Linked DNA regions of Homo sapiens: region 1 is linked to region 2. A link is an interaction called in ENCODE POLR2A ChIA-PET data of the cell type or tissue named here. Cell type or tissue: GM12878. All regions are shown on one strand. Each heading gives the region's core, and the rest is flanking DNA. Links, peaks and the distances in the headings are about the cores only.

The links. ChIA-PET counts read pairs that join two places held together with the same protein. Peaks named below come from ENCODE experiments on the same cell type or tissue, not always from the same donor. Only the 100,000 strongest peaks of a DNase experiment are listed, where the experiment ranks them.
Region 1: POLR2A ChIA-PET joins it to region 2 with 9 read pairs; 2 of 35 experiments call an interaction of 5 or more read pairs at or near these places.

Annotation. Positions count from the first base shown.
Region 1 is chr6:43,882,559-43,886,946 of GRCh38, reverse strand. All of the region lies in intron 2 of LOC105375070 (a long non-coding RNA gene), which reads right to left. Among named protein-coding and RNA genes, the nearest start is that of LINC01512, 6.3 kb to the left of the region's middle. RefSeq lists an enhancer at 2,559-2,638. In GM12878, for the core only: no CTCF peak of the experiment used is centred there; DNase peaks (open chromatin) are centred at 2,716 and 3,071; H3K27ac peaks cover 336 bases.
Region 2 is chr6:43,614,338-43,618,725 of GRCh38, reverse strand. It overlaps POLH (DNA polymerase eta), which reads right to left. Exons shown (of 11, transcript NM_006502.3): 11 at 1-4,388. The coding sequence ends at 4,169. Among named protein-coding and RNA genes, the nearest start is that of GTPBP2, 13 kb to the left of the region's middle. In GM12878, for the core only: no CTCF peak of the experiment used is centred there; no DNase peak of the experiment used is centred there.

The DNA.
Region 1 (4,388 bases), core at 291-4,290, 270 kb before region 2:
GCCACTTACTCCCATTAGGGCTCAACTTCTCCCTCTGCACAGTGGGGACAGCAGTCCTGCCTGGTCAGAGAACAGGAACCGTGTAAAGAATGCCACAGTCGCCACCTTGCATCAGAGCCTGCAGAGAGAAGAATGTCCTGTGGAGTCTGCGTGTTTTCTATGGCTCAGCTTGGTGCTAAGCGCTCACCTGTATCTATTCTTTTAACCTCATGATGACCCTATGAGGCAGGTACTAGTACGAGCTCTGTCTTAAGTTGACTGAGGAAACTGAGGCACAAAGAGGTTTGGGTCCCCACTCAAGGACACACCTAATGAGCAGCTGAAGTGGAACTTGAACCCAGGCAGTCTGGCTCCATGGTTTTAACCACACTAGACGCCACATGACAAATGTGTCATCGTAAGAGTGAAAATGGAAAGGGGTGGCATGTGTCATCCCTGCTGCCCCCAGGAACCCAACCATCCTGAAAGATACTCTGTTAGAAGACAGAGTGCAGGATGAAGAGGCAGGCAACCCCTCCTGTCCCCCCATCTCTGCTCCTCCCTGGGGTGGCCAGGCAGAGCTGGGAAAGCCACTGCTGAGACGGCGGGATAACCAACGTGTGAAACGTGCCCAGGTCACAGCACCCACGTGGGGTGGGGGTAGTGGGCTGCCAGCCATGTGGTCCCCAGCCCACACACTGTCTGGCCGCCCAGGGGGTGGGATGGGGGGCCCATAAATAGCAGGTCTCTCACCGGTGTTGGGAATAGAAACCCAATCCAAACAGTGTGGTGAGTCGGGGCTTTCCAGACTGGCCACAACCCCCAGGGGCCTGGAGGCAACTCGAGGGCCCCCTTCTCCTCCCATGTCTCCTAAAGGATCAGGCCATCTTCGGGAGGAAGCCCAGCTGGCCCCAAGCCCCAATCCCAATCCCCAATCCCAGAATCCTTCATAGCTCAGGAAGGAATGCTGAGAGGTGACAGGAATACAACAGGTGATATTTATTGAGCACGTATTAGGTGCCTGGCACTGTTATAAGTGTCTTACATGCATCTTCCCAGTTAAATTCACCACAGTTCTATGAAATAGGCCTACAGTTCTGCCCATTTTACAGAGAAGGAAATCGAGGCTCAGAAGGGCAAAGTCACATGACTGAGGTCACACAGACAGTGGTGGAGGTAGGACTTGAACCCAGGCCCTGGCTGCTGAGTGTGCCTCCCTCTCCTGGGCCTGGGGGACACAGGTCAGTCTCACTAGGTCCTGCCCTTGAGCTTATCTTGGTGTGGGGGAGCCCCAACATCCAAGGAAAATACAATGGCAGCTCGAAGCACATATGCTGAAGGCCCACCAGATGGGGCTGGGGCTTTGAAAATTCTTTGGCGAGTCTGCCACGTGGAACTTGGATCTTATCCCCCAACAGGAGAGTCCAGAGGAGCAAGGGGTCCCAGGAGTCCCCCCTCAAGGCTCACCTGCTGCATGGCCAGCTCAGACCCTCCAAAGCAAGACCTCTGTTCTGGGCCCCATCGGTTCTGCAATAAGGAGTGAAGGGAGTGGGGGCAGGAGTCCCCAGAGCCGACAAGGGGGATGCACTGAATCCGAAGGAGATGAGACCTGCGTGTCCCACCTGCTGCCACCCACTCAGGGGCCCTTCTAGGATTTGGGTCAGAGAGGAAGCTCATGGTCAACTACTGATGCCTTTTTGAGATATGAGCAGGGTCAGATGCCACCTCCTGCTGTACAGACCCCACCAGACTTGCGACTCTGTGTGTTTACCTGTTCCTGGTAGCTGCCCCTCCCTCAGATCCCTCCTCAGGACACTTGTGAGCGCTGATTTGCTGGCCTGGTAAAAGCCTTCATTTCTCTTCTCCTTCCAGGATGTGTTGCCAATGGCCAACAAAGACATGGAGAAACCTGGACAACTGTCTAATGTCTCTGGGTTCTTGGAACGAGGAAGCCTGTATATACAGGGGATGGGGGCAGGTGACAGCGTGTGGTTCTGAGAGCACAAGTACAGGTGGCCCATCGCAGCCCTGGGGAGACATGGGTTGGATGGGGAGAACCAGAGCCCTGCCACAGACCCCAGGCATTTCCAGAGGAGGGGCCCTGGGCAGGCACCAGGCATGGCAGGGAAGAAGGGAGGTCAGCAGCTGGGGCAGGCACCAGGCATGGCAGGGAAGAAGGGAGGTCAGCAGCAGGGGCAGGCAGGGGAGGGAGGCTTTCTCAGAACTGCGTTTGAGGAAGAAGATGAGGCCTGGCAGATCTCCCTCAAACTAAACGCCCAACTCAGCTCCCTCCACCCCGAGGCTGGCTCTCCATTCTGTTGGCCCCAGAAATTGTCTCTCTTCCCCAAGAGGCAATTTAGGGGAGAGAGGAAATTTCTCCCTTTCCCAATCCCACATTCTCAGAAGGAGGGTGAGCAAGGGGAAGGGAGGCAGAGGCCCTGCCTCAGGCTCCAAGTGCCTCTGGCTTTAGTTGTCTGTTGTATGGCCTCCCGGGCCAGGTTGGACCGGTGGTGACATGGAGAGCTGGAAATCACATCCCTCTTCCTGTTCTCTGTGTGCCTGGCACATAGAAGATGCTCAATAAGTATGATCTGAGTGAACAAGTGTTCAGAGGATCCAGTAGGCTGTTTGGAGAAACAGCCAGAGTCTGCCAAGTTCCTCTGGAGTTGAAACTCAGGCCAAGAGAAAAAGGACGTTGCTTCCCCCAGGCTTCAAAGTCAAGAAGAAGGAAGTGAGAGTGAGCCAGCCAAGGATGAAACCCCCCAAAGAAAGAGGCTGCACAGAGAGCCTGAGGCGGCCTTCTCATGGCCAGGCTGAGCTGAACTGGGGCACATGAGGCAGGTGCCTGGGGCCAAACTCTCCTGAAGGTGGCTGTGCTTCTCAGTTCCCTCAGGCTGTGAGAAAAAGCAAGTGTGCACAGAGCCGCAGATCCCAGGGCTCCAGAGGGCCTTGCCAGTCACCCTCCCCCAGCCCCAGGATGCCTGCTGATTAGAGCTTTGGAGCTCAAGTCTTGGCACTGCTCAATCATTCAGCGCATATTTATTGAGCAGCCTGTCACACTGATCTGGGACCTGATCTAGCAACGCACAAGAGGCAAAGTAGCTGCCCTGGTGGGGCTTACCTTTTAATGAAGGGATACAGGTAATACATGCACACACATGCACGCATGCACACACACGCACACACACACACGCTATACAGAGTGAAGAGAACAGAGAGTGAAGAACCAGCTGGGTGGCTCAGGAGGTGACACTCGGCCAGAGACCTGAAGCAAGTAAGGCCAGAGCCACACAGGCATCTGGGGAAGAGCCTTTCAGGCAGACAGCAGCCAACACAAGGGCCTGGAGGCAGGAGCGAGTGTGGGATTTTTTTTTTATATATATACTTTAAGTTCTAGGGTACATGTGCACAACATGCAGGTTTGTTATATATGTATATATGTGCCATGTTGGTGTGCTGCGCCCATTAACTGGTCATTTACATTAGGTATTTCTCCTAATGCTATCCCTCCCCACTCCCCCAACCCCTCGACAGGCCCCGGTGTGTGATGTTCCCCATCCTGTGTCCAAGTGTTCTCATTGTTCAGTACCCACCTATGAATGAGAGCATGTGGTGTTTGGTTTTCTGTCCTTGCAATAGTTTGCTCAGAATGATGGTTTCCAGCTCCATCGATGTCCCTACAAAGGACATGAATTCATCCTTTTTTATGGCTGCATAGTATTCCACATTGTATATGTGCCACATTTTCTTAATCCAGTCTATCATTGATGGACATTTGGATTGGCTCCAAGTCTTTGCTATTGTGAATAGTGCTGCAATAAACATACGTGTGCATGTGTCTTTATGGTAGCATGATTTATAATCCTTTGGGTATATACCCAGTAATAGGATCACTGGGTCAAATGGTATTTCTGTTCTAGATCCTTGAGGAATTGCCACACTGTCTTCCACAATGGTTGAACTTGTTTACAGTCCCACCAACAGTTTAAAAGTGTTCCTATTTCTCCACACCACAATGAGATACCATCTCACACCAGTTAGAATGGCGATCATTAAAAAGTCAGGAAACAATAGGTGCTGGAGAGGATGTGGAGAAAGTGTGGGATGTTTTACAGACAGCAGAGAGGCAGCCTCGGAGCCAGAGTGGGGCTGAGTGAGGAGAGGGTGGCAGGAGACAAGATCAGGGCATGGGAAACCAGATTGGCAAAGGCACGGGGGACTTTGAGAGGCCTTGGGCTTTTACCCGGAGCGAACAGCAGCCACTACAGAGCCTGGAAGGAGGGCAGACCATGTCCCACCAGGCTCACTCTACTGTGCTGGGAGTAGACTGAGGAGGCAAAGATGGAGCAGGAAAACCAGATGGGAACTGTGGGACTTAGGGCCTGAAACTTGGCCTCTCTGAGCTTGAG
Region 2 (4,388 bases), core at 107-4,106:
CCGGGAGGCGGAGGTTGCAGTGAGCCGAGATCGTGCCATTGCATTCCAGCCGGGGCGATGAGAGAAACTCCGTCACATAAAAAAATAGAAGTTTGGGTATATGTATGGGAGGGATGTGTACACCATTCTCTGGGCCCACTTCACCCAGCGCCACCTACTTCAGTTCATTTTCTTCAGTTGGGTTCCCTGTGTAATTCAAGTTTCCCCATAACAGAAAAGCCAAAAGAGCTGACTTTTCACACACAAGAGTGGAGAATAAGAATACAGTACTATAGGCTGGGCGTGGTGGCTCATGCCTATAATCCCAGCACTTTGGGAGGCCGAGGCGGATGGATCACGAGGTCTAGATAGAGACCAGCCTGGCCAACATGGTGAAAACCTGTCTCTACTAAAAATACAAAAATTAGCTGGGCATGGTGGTGCACGCTTGTAGTCTCAGCTATTCGGGAAGCTGAGGCAGGAGAATTGCTTGAACCCGAGAGACGGAGGTTGCAGTGAGCCAAGATTGCACCACTGCACTCCAGCCTGGCTACACAGCGAGACTCCATCTCAAAAAAAAATAATAATAATACAGTAGTATAAACATGGACAAGTGCAAAAAGCTACATAACAAATTTTAAACCCTAAGCTAAATATTTACACTCAGTGGGAAAGATGAACAAGCCAGTAACCCTAATGGCTGAAGCACTTACCTCTTAAATTTGTACTTAAGGGCTTAAGAAAATGTCCTCTACACACCTGGTCATTAGTATCTTTTAGATCAGCATTTCTCAAACTTTAAGATACACATTGGGAATTTTTTTTTTTTTGAGACAGTCTTGCTGTGTCGCCAGGGTGCAGTGCAGTGGCACGATCTGGGCTCACTGCAAGCTCCGCCTCCCAGGTCAAGCAATTCTTCTGCCTCAGCCTCCCAAGTAGCTGGGACTACAGGCGTGCACCACCACGCCCAGTTGTATTTTCAGTAGAGACGGGGTTTCACCATGTTGGCCAGGATGGCCTTGATCTCTTGACCTCGTGATACACCCACCTCAGCCTCCCAAAGTGCTGGGATTACAGGCATGAGCCACTGCACCCGGCCCACATTGGGAATTTTTTTTTTTTTAAACAGTGTCACTCTGTTGCCCAGACTGGAGTGCAGTGGCACAATCTCAGCTCACTACAACCTCTGCCTCCCAGATTCAAGTGATTCTCCTGCCTCAGCCTCCTAAGTAGCTGGGATTACACGCATGCGTCACCACACACACCTAATTTTTGTTATTTTTTGTAGAGATGGGTTTTCCCCATGTTGGCCAGCCTGGTCTCAAACTCCCAGCCTCAAGTGATCCGCCCACCTTGGCCTCCCAAAGTGTGGGATTACAGGCATGAGCCACCACACCTGACCCACATTGGGAAATCTTGTTAATATCAGATTACAATTAAGTGGGAATAGTGGTGAGGCTGAGACTATTTCTAATAAGTTCCCTGGTGATACTGAGGCTGCTGTTCCTCAAATCATACTTGGGAGTAGCAATGTTCTAGAGATGATCTAGTGGGTTTTTTTGAGACAGAGTTACTCTATCGCCCAGGCTGGAATGCAGTGGAAATCTCGGCTCACTGCAACCTCTGCCTCCCAGGTTCAAGTGATTCTCCTGCCTCAGCCTCCCAACTAGCTGGGATTACACGCACCCACCACCATGCCCGGCTAATTTTTGTATTTTTAGTAGATACAGGGTTTCGCCATGTTGGCCATGCTTGTCTTGAACTCCTGACTTCACGTGGTCCACCTGCCTTGGCCTCCCAAAGTGCTGGGATAACAGGCATAAACCACCACGCCTGGCAAGATTTGATTATGACTTATCAGATCTAAACAGAGTTCCTGAACTAGTCAAGTAGCAATCTAATTCTACATTAGAACAAAACGCAAGAGATAGGCCAATGGTTAGAACTGAGGGTATAATAGGGTTTACCTGTATGAAATTCACTGTTTATTAAGTCACTTTTATGTACAGAAAGACCTGCCCTAGTTACCATATCACTTTTAGGGTTTCAAGGCTTCATCTCACATTCTTCAGCTGAAAACAGGTAAATCTGGTGAAGGTATTATCTGAACTGCCCGTCACAGAGCTAGAGAGAAGTTTTTCTTTTGTTTTTTTTTTTTTTGAGACAGTCTCTCACTCTCACCCTGGCTGGAGTGCATTGGTGTGATCTCAACTCACTGCAACCTCCACCTTCCAGGTTCAAGCAATTCTCCTGCCTCAGTCTCCCGAGTACCTGGGATTACAGGCGCCTGCCACCAAGCCCAGCTAATTTTTTTTAGTAGAGACGGGGTTTTGCCACCTTGCCCAGGCTGGTCTCGAACTCCTGAGCTCCTGCAATCCACTCACCTCAGCCTCCCTAAATGCTGGGATTATAGGCATGAGGAACCGCACCCAGCCTAAAGAGAAGTTTTTCTTTTTTTTTTTTTTTTGAGACGGAGTCTCGCTCTGTCACCCAGGCTGGAGTGCAGTGGCGCGCTCTCGGCTCACTGCAAGCTCCGCCTCCCGGGTTCACACCATTCTCCTGCCTCAGCCTCCCGAGTAGCTGGGACTACAGGCGCCTGCCACCGCACCCGGCTAATTTTTTTTTGTATTTTTTAGTAGAGACGGGGTTTCACCGTGGTCTCGATCTCCTGACCTTGTGATCCGCCCGCCTCGGCCTCCCAAAGTGCTGGGATTGCAGGCGTGAGCCACTGCGCCCGGCCAAGAGAAGTTTTTCTTAAAATCCTTTTTTTGGGGGGGCCAGGATCGGTGGCTAACATCTGTAATCCCAGCAACTTTGGGAGGTCGAGGCAGGCGGATCATGAGGTCAAGCAATCGAGACCATCCTGGCCAACATGGTGAAACCTCATCTCTATTAAAAATACAAAAATTAGCTGAGTGTGGTAGCACGTGCCTGTAGTCCCAGCTACTTGGGAGGCTGAGGCAGGAGAATTGCTTGAACCCAGGAGACGGAGGTTGCGGTGAGCTGAGAACGCACCACTGCATTCTAGCCTGACGACAGAGGGAGACTCCGTCTCAAAAATAAAAAATAAAAATAAAAATAATCCCTTTTTTTTTTTTAACTATGCAAGTCTCATTACATTTAAAACCCTTTTTTAAACTTGGTCCCTTTTCTGTGCCAACTTTATGTTTGTTTTTGTTCTTGTTTTTGTTTGAGATGGAGTCTCGCTCTGTTGCCCAGGCTGGAGTGCGGTGGCGCGATCTCAGCTCACTCCAACCTCTGCCTCCTGGGTTCAAGTGATTCTCCTGCCTTAGCCTCCTGAGTAGCTGGGATTACAGGCGTGCACCACCACGCCTGGATAATTTTTTTTGTAATTTTAGTAGAGATGGGGTTTCACCATATTGGTCTGAAACTCCTGACCTCGTGATCTGCCCGCCTTGGCCTCCCAAAGTGCTGGCATTACAGGTATGAGCCACTGTGCCTGGCCCCTATTTTTTATTTTCTGAGATGAAGTCTCGCTCTGTTGCCCAGGCTGGAGCGCACTAGCATGATCTCAGCTCAATGCAACCTCCGCCTCCAAGGTTAAAGCAATTCTTCTGCCTCAGCCTCTAAGTAGCTGGGATCACAGGTGCCTGGAACGTGCCTGGCTAATTTTTCTATTTTTAGTAGAGATGGTTTTGCCATGTTGGCCAGGCTGGTCTCAAACTCCTGACCTCAGGTGATCTGTCTGCCTCGGCCTCCCAAAGTGTTAGGATTACAGGCGTGAGCCATTGTACCCGGCCGAGTTACATAATTTGAATACATTGTTATTAATCTGCAATAATCTGTAAGGTATTATCTCCATTTTACAGATGAGAATGTGAAGAAAATGACTTGTTCAAGGCCCTCATTGCAATAACCAGAGCTAAGTTTGCAACCACGTCTCTTAGACTCCAAGGCCCACACACTTTTTACTTTATGACACTGCCTCCCTAAATGCTAAAGATTAAAAACTCTGGTAGGATGAATTTTTACATCTCTGTCAGCAGTGGGATTAGAATCCATGCCTGTGAAGAGATGGGACCGTAACTCAGCACCTAAATGGATTATTTTTTGTATTAAAAATTTCATAATTCCCTTTCTCAGGGAAATCTGTAAAGATAAAATATTAAAGATAAAGATCTGTAAAGATAAAAAATATTAAATCCTACAGGCAAGCCTGAGGGCAGCACTAATGTGTTAATGGCTTAAAAAATGATTCCAATGTTTGCATGCCCTCAGGCCTGGGGCGTTTATTAGTGCAGGCCAAAGGGCTCTTGGGATTTCTTTTGCCTTGATGAGATACGGCAGAAACAACCTGGGGGTTTGAAGAGTGGGGCTGCAAAAAGGATTTCTGCAACTCCAATGCAAAATGATAGTCCATGTGTTCTGGCATATCCCATACCGGTACC